2 separate regions of the Homo sapiens genome follow, and region 2 is linked to region 1. Evidence: read pairs that join two places in POLR2A ChIA-PET (ENCODE). Cell type or tissue: MCF 10A. All regions are shown on one strand. Each heading gives the region's core, and the rest is flanking DNA. Links, peaks and the distances in the headings are about the cores only.

What was found. ChIA-PET counts read pairs that join two places held together with the same protein. Peaks named below come from ENCODE experiments on the same cell type or tissue, not always from the same donor. Only the 100,000 strongest peaks of a DNase experiment are listed, where the experiment ranks them.
Region 2: POLR2A ChIA-PET joins it to region 1 with 6 read pairs; 19 of 35 experiments call an interaction of 5 or more read pairs at or near these places.

What each region holds. Positions count from the first base shown.
Region 1 is chr16:29,822,762-29,826,230 of GRCh38, forward strand. The region is part of intron 1 of MVP (major vault protein); the gene reads left to right. Among named protein-coding and RNA genes, the nearest start is that of MVP, 4.0 kb to the left of the region's middle. RefSeq lists enhancers at 2,367-2,446, 2,507-2,636, 2,823-3,395. In MCF 10A, for the core only: no CTCF peak of the experiment used is centred there; a DNase peak (open chromatin) is centred at 2,060.
Region 2 is chr16:29,980,048-29,983,597 of GRCh38, forward strand. TAOK2 (TAO kinase 2) reads left to right here. Exons shown (of 16, transcript NM_016151.4): 9 at 1,614-1,707; 10 at 1,812-1,893; 11 at 2,687-2,854; 12 at 3,025-3,285; 13 at 3,456-3,550. Among named protein-coding and RNA genes, the nearest start is that of TAOK2, 8.0 kb to the left of the region's middle. In MCF 10A, for the core only: no CTCF peak of the experiment used is centred there; no DNase peak of the experiment used is centred there.

The DNA.
Region 1 (3,469 bases), core at 970-3,469:
GGCCAGAGTACAATGGCGCAATCTCGACTCACTGCAACCTCTGCATCCCTGGTTCAAGCAATTCTCCTGCCTCAGCCTCCCGAGTAGCTGAGACTACAGTTGCCTGCCACCATGTACGGCTAATTTTTGTATTTTTAGTAGAGACGAAGTTTCACCATGTTGGCCAGGCTGGTCTCGAACTCCTGAGCTCAGGCAATCCGCCTGCCTTGGCCTCCCAAAGTGCTGGGATTACAGCCACTGCGCCCGGCCTGAAACTGATCTTTATCCTCCTCCCAGTTCCTACTGTGCACCAGAGACCCTCCAGTCTCTAATACCTTTGACTTGAAGAGCAGTCATTTTTTTTTCCTTTTCTTTTCTTTTCTTTTTTTTTTTTTTTTTTTTGAGATGGCCTCACTCTTGCCCAGGCTAGAGCGCACTCGTGTGCTCCATTTACGGCTCACTGCAGCCTTGACCTCCCAGGCACAGGCGATCCTCCCACCTCAGCCTCCAAAGTAGCAGGGACCACAGGTGTGCACCACCACACCTAGCTAATATTTTTTATGGTTTTTATAGAGACAGGGTCTCCCTATGTTGCCCAGGCTGGTCTTGAACTCCTGGCCTCAAGTGATCCTCCCATCTTGGTCTCCCAAAGTGCTGGGATTACAGGTGGGAGCCACCAAGCCTAGTCAACAGTCACTTTTATTCTCACTTCACTGGAGAGGAAGGCTCAGAGGCTAGTAAGTGGCCCAGGAGCATGCTGGCAGTGATAAAACCTGCTGGAGTGACATTTTCCCACTGGCTCTCAATCCTGGATATATATTAAGAGTCAGAGGCCAGGCGCGGTGGCTCACGCCTGTAATCCCAGCACTTTGGGAGGCCAAGGCAGGCGGATCACGAGGTTAGGAGATCAAGACCATCCTGGCTAACACAGTGAAACCCCATCTCTACTAAAAATACAAAAAAAATTAGCTAGGCGTGGTGGTGGGTGCCTGTAATCCCAGCTGAGGCAGGAGAATGGCATGAACCCGGGAGGCGGAGCTGCAGTGATCCGAGATCGTGCCACTGCACTCCAGCCTGGGTGACAGAGCGAGACTCGTCTCAGAAAAAAAAAAAAAAAATGAGGGAGAACTTTTTACAATAGCAACGGGTGAACCTCACCCAGACCAATTAAATAGAATCACCGGAGATGGGTGGCTTTAAAAAAAGGTCTCCAGAAGGCCTGGCGCGGCAGATCACACCTGTTATCCTAGCCCTTTGGGAGGCCGAGGTGGGTGGATCACTTCCAGCCTGACCAACATGGCGAAACCCTGTCCACTAAAAACAAAATTATCTGGGTGTGGTGGCGGACATCTGTAATCCCAGCTACTTGGGAGGCTGAAGCAGGAGAATTGCTTGAACTCGGGAGGCAGAGGTTGCAGTGAGCCGAGATGGCTACACTCCAGTCTGGGCAACAAGCACGAAACTCCATCTCAAAAAAAAAAAAAAAAAAAAAAAAAAAAAACAGATTTCCAGATGACCAGTGTGCAGCCCGAGCCGAGAGTCTGCTTTAGACCAGAGCTGCTCAGACTGTAATGTGCATGCAAGTCATTGAGGGTCGAGTTAAAATGCCAGTAGATTCAGTGGCTCTGGGGTGGGGCCCCAGGCTGTGTTGCTATCAAGCCTCCAGGTGGTACCACTCTACTCACTGCAGACCCCGTAGGCAGTGTGGTCACTTGGTCAATTGCCATTTAAGACTCACTAGGGGCCAGGTGTGGTGGTTCACGCCTGTAATCCTAGCACTTTGGGAGGCTGAGGCAGGCAGATTGCCTGAGCTCAGGAGTTTGAGACCACCCTGGGGTGAAACCCCATCTCTACTAAAATACAAAAAATTAGCCAGGCTTGGTGGCATGTGCCTGTAATTCCAGCTACTCGGGAGGCTGAGGCACGAGAATTGCTTGAACCTGGGAGGTAGGTGGACGTTGCAGTGAGCCGAGATTGTGCCACTTCACTCCAGCCTGGGCTACAGTCTCCAAAAAAAACAAAAAAGAGATTCAGTATATCAGCTACTCACAGTTGACCCTGAAGATCTCTGGGAAGTAGTGACTCATGACTCGTTTATTTATTAAGTTTTGCTGTAGCAGAAGTTTACTTTTGAGCCAAGAGTCTGATCCGGTCTCCCTCTTTTTTTTTTTTTTCTTTCTTTAAAGAGATGGGGCCTTGCTATGTTGCCCAAGCTGGTCTTGAACTCCTGGCCTCAATCCATCCTCCCACCTTCGGCCTCCCAAAGTGTTGGGATTACAGGTGTGAGCCACCTCTCTCAGGCAAGAGCCCCTCTTTTAACTAGACAATGAACCTGGTTTCTGCTTTGGACAGGCTATTTAGTTCCTGCTTATTTACCCTCATGGTGGGAGAGACCCTGGTGGGATTTGGGGTGAAAGCTGGCTGTGGTTCTTGCAGGAGCCTCATGACACCTGAGGGAGGTGTGATCAGGCAAGACTGGGCCTCTACACTGAGAGCCGACTAGGGCAGGTCTCAGAAGCAGAGACTGAAGGAAGTTGGGTGGATGAGTGGATCTGGGGAGCAGGGGCCAAGCCTGAGGGCTGGGCAGAGCCTTCCAAAGGTCAACACAATCCTTGCTATTGTCTTTTGAGGGCCCTGATCTATTTTAAGTAAAATGCTCTAACTGCGCATGTCATCTGGAAGGAAACCACAAAAAACTCAATCTGAGACTTGTCACCAATGTGCTGCCTGAGTCAAAGGGTTTCCCTGGCTCACCTCCATAGATGGCGAGGGTAGAAGGCAAGACCTGTCCTGGGTGGTCTAGGCAGAAGGCCCAGGTTTAGGGCATGGCAGGTGGGTGGTCAGGGAGGTGAGGTGGGGTCCTGGTGCTGATGCAGGGGCAGTTGCCGAGGGCTTGGCCTCAGAACAAGGCAGGAGTCCAGCCATGAGGATGACTCTTGCTGAGTCACTGAGCTGGGCGAGGCATTCAGACCCCCTGACTGGGCCCAGCTGGGGCGGCAGATGGTGGAGAGGCCTCAGCTGTGGGGGGTGTTGGGGAGATTATCCACTGATGAACCAAATGGAGGCTGTTCCCAGAGCCTGCTTCCAACCTTGCACGGCCTTCTAGAGTTCAAATCTTTCCTGGGGGGGCCTCAGAGCCCTGTCCATACCTCCGCTCACAGCCCCAGCCCTTCCTCTTCTCCCATCTGGTTTCCTGGCCAGGTTTCGGCCCTGCGGAGAACCCTCCAAGGGAGCAGTGGAAAAAGCTTCACTTGGCAGTAAAGCCCCTACTTGCTGTTCCATCCCTGCAGCTGGGGTGAAATAAGCCACTGACCAGTAAACAACTGAGGCTTAAACCAGCATGCCAGCTCAGGTGGGGAGCCCCCAGCACTGGTTATATTCCCTAGATTCCTCACTGGATAGGAAAGTTGGGCCTCAGGCACTCTTCCCTCCTCTGCAGTCAAACAGTGCAGATGAAGAGCCAGGCTCTGTTCCCAGTGCTTTATGTGCT
Region 2 (3,550 bases), core at 8-2,507, 160 kb after region 1:
AGAGGCCTAGAGGTAAGTGCAGGCCTGGGGAACTGGGACTAGCTTCAGTTATTTGGAACCTAGCATGTAATGCAGAGAATATTGAAGGATAAGGCCAGAGAGTTAGGTCCAAGTGAGTTCCTAAGGCCTTGAAGCCATGCCAAGGTTCTCATCTCTGTCAGCCAGCACTATTGAAACAATTCTTTAATGAGGTAGGTAACCTTTATAAGGCTTCCAACACAATGCCAGGCACAAAACAGTTGCCTAAGAGTTGCTGTTAGTTTCTCTTATCAACAGCCTCCTGCAGTGATCTCTCCAGTCTCTTCTCCCTTCCAGTCTGTCTTAAGTACTGATGCCAGAGAGGTCTGCCTAAGCTCAGTGCTGTCATTTCACTCCCTGTTTGGAGCCATGAGTGGCCCCCTGTTGCCTTCAAGACTGAAGCCATCCCCATCCTTCCTCCCACCAACCTAGAGGCTTTGCTTCGTAAATGCTGGCCCTTTCCTTCATGGGCTCCACCCTCTGAGTGTGTCATGAACTCTTCCACTTCCTTGCCTTGGTTCGTATTGGGTCCTCTGCCCGAGGTCAGAGATTTGGACGAGCCCTTCTCCTCCATCTTCACAGTCTCCATTTACCATTAGATGCCAGGCCCAGACAGTTGATGAAAAATGTAAGAAACGGACCCAAGTATAAGAAAAAGCTAGATCTGTCCATTTTATTTCTAGTTTTTGGAAGAGATGTGGATACAGAGAAATATTACTCTACTATTGAAAAAAATATATATCAGTCTGATTATAAATGTCAACTCATACTAAGTCAATATCAGGGAAGCAGTGTGGAGAAGGATGTGGCAAACTGGAGATTGCTGTTTCCATAGAAAGAGGGCAGCTAATGCTTATCTCCAGACCATTGTTATGCAGTAATGTAGACTCCATTTCACCAGATTTAATTCTTAAGGAGAAACTGGAAACTTGTATTATTATTTGATTATTACTTTTGGCAGTTAATTTTAAAAATCACCGTTTAGGCCAAAACAACATGACATTTGTCTGGGCTACAAGGGACTCTTAGCGACTCTTAGCTTGCACTTACCTTTCTAATCTCAGGGCTTTTTACAAAGCCCTTCTCTGAATTCCCTGAAGATATGCTAGCTTGAAGGCTCACTGCATACTCTCAACTTCCCAGCCACTTCCCTGTTTCCCTCTTATACCAGTTAATACTTTGATGTTATTTTTTCAGTCCTATTTAATCTTTTAGACTGGAGGTTCCTTGAGGGTGGGGCCTAATTCTTGTTTTTATCTTCCCCATAGCAATTATCAAGTTATCTGCTCCCTTTGGCACCTAAGAAATATTAGTTGGGGTGATAACTGAATGGCTGTCCTTCTGCCTTCGTTACTGCTTTTGTGGATGTTATTTTCTTTGACCCCTATTCCACCCGTGTGCAGTGGAGAGGATGGGTGTTGTATTTTACAGAGGAAGGAATTAACTGAGACGCAACAGGATGATGGGAACTTCTCAAGGTCATGTGGCAAGGAAGTCAAGGAATTGGGGTTTGAACCCAAGTCGTCTCAGTTCCATTCCATTGTCCTCTACCCCCTGCCACCTCTCACCTTCTTCCCTTTCACCTTTTTCTGTAGCTGAACGGAAACCACCGCTCTTTAACATGAATGCGATGAGTGCCTTATACCACATTGCACAGAACGAATCCCCCGTGCTCCAGTCAGGACACTGGTGAGGACTGAGATTCCGAATCTGGGCCCAGGCGTTAGGCCATGGGGTATGGATGCCTGACTCATGCCTTCCCCACCCCTCTCCCACCCTCCTGTGACTTTCAGGTCTGAGTACTTCCGGAATTTTGTCGACTCCTGTCTTCAGAAAATCCCTCAAGACAGACCAACCTCAGAGGTTCTCCTGAAGGTGAGGGCCTGCTGGCCTAGCATTCTCCTGGAACTGTAGCTTGTTACAGCCACAAGAACCCCCAGGGAAATTAGTGGTTCCCAGTTCCTCCTCCACCAAGAGCTTCGTTGATGAATTCCCACCCCATCCCCAATGCCTAGTGGACTCTGTGTTTTACAAGATTTTGTCTACCAGACTGCCTTAATTTATTAAGTAATAAACTGTTTTCCCTTCTTTTATTAATCAAAGATTTATATAATTGCCAGCCAGAGCTTCTGGTCAGCATGTGATAACCAGGGTTGCCCCACTGATCTGATGTAATGCAAGCCAAAAGCCTGTGTAGCCTTATCATGGGTAAATGTATGATTTCCCTTAGGTGTTTTTTGAATTATCAAAAATGGAGGGGCCCCATTCCCTTCACAGACCCATGGGGGCCTGAGGAGCCGTAGTTGGAAACTTCAGATTATGTAGTTGGACCCACTTGTTTTATAATTGTAGGATACTGTATGAAGCCCAGAGGGGCCTCATGACATGTCCAAGGTCACATAGCCCTTTAGTAGAGGAGCTGGACGAGAATCCAGTTCTCCTGACTGTCCCTGCCTGTCAGCCATGCTTAGAGGAAGAAGAGTCTGTCTGGGGAGTAGGTACTGGGTGGTACAGAAAATTGTGAGAGAAGGGCTTGGGATAAGGCCAGCATCAACCCGTGGTGGGCGTGGGCCCCAGAAGAGTGCCTCAGGCCTGAGGGAATGCCAAGGGCTGTGGGTTGTGGGGGGAAGGGGAGTTGGCAGCAGACCTCAGTGCCCTCTTCCCCCAGCACCGCTTTGTGCTCCGGGAGCGGCCACCCACAGTCATCATGGACCTGATCCAGAGGACCAAGGATGCCGTGCGGGAGCTGGACAACCTGCAGTACCGCAAGATGAAGAAGATCCTGTTCCAAGAGGCACCCAACGGCCCTGGTGCCGAGGCCCCAGAGGAGGAAGAGGTGACCCAGCTTGCCCTAACACCCCTCTTTATACCCCATGTGTGCCTGCCCCCTGCAGTTGCTTGGCCCCTTCCCCAGCCCTACTCACACCACCATCTTCCCATGCTACCTCCATGCATATGCCCCAGGGCTTCCCCTTCCCTGTCCAGCAGCCTACGCCCTGTTCGCAGGAGGCCGAGCCCTACATGCACCGGGCCGGGACTCTGACCAGCCTCGAGAGTAGCCACTCAGTGCCCAGCATGTCCATCAGCGCCTCCAGCCAGAGCAGCTCCGTCAACAGCCTAGCAGATGCCTCAGACAACGAGGAAGAGGAGGAGGAGGAGGAGGAAGAGGAGGAGGAGGAAGAAGGCCCTGAAGCCCGGGAGATGGCCATGATGCAGGAGGGGGAGCACACAGTCACCTCTCACAGCTCCATTATCCACCGGCTGCCGGTACACAGCTCACCCTTGGGGGACCCGAGCCACCTGCTCTAGAACTGCCTGGGTCTTCGCCCTCCTTCCCTAAGTGCAGCACTCCTCTGAGTCTGATTGGCTGTCCTCAGGTAGCTCTCTTTGGACCCAGTGGCCTCTGAGCCTTGGGTGTTCCTTCTATCTCCCTCTAGGGCTCTGACAACCTATATGATGACCCCTACCAGCCAGAGATAACCCCCAGCCCTCTCCAGCCGCCTGCAGCCCCAGCTCCCACTTCCACCACCTC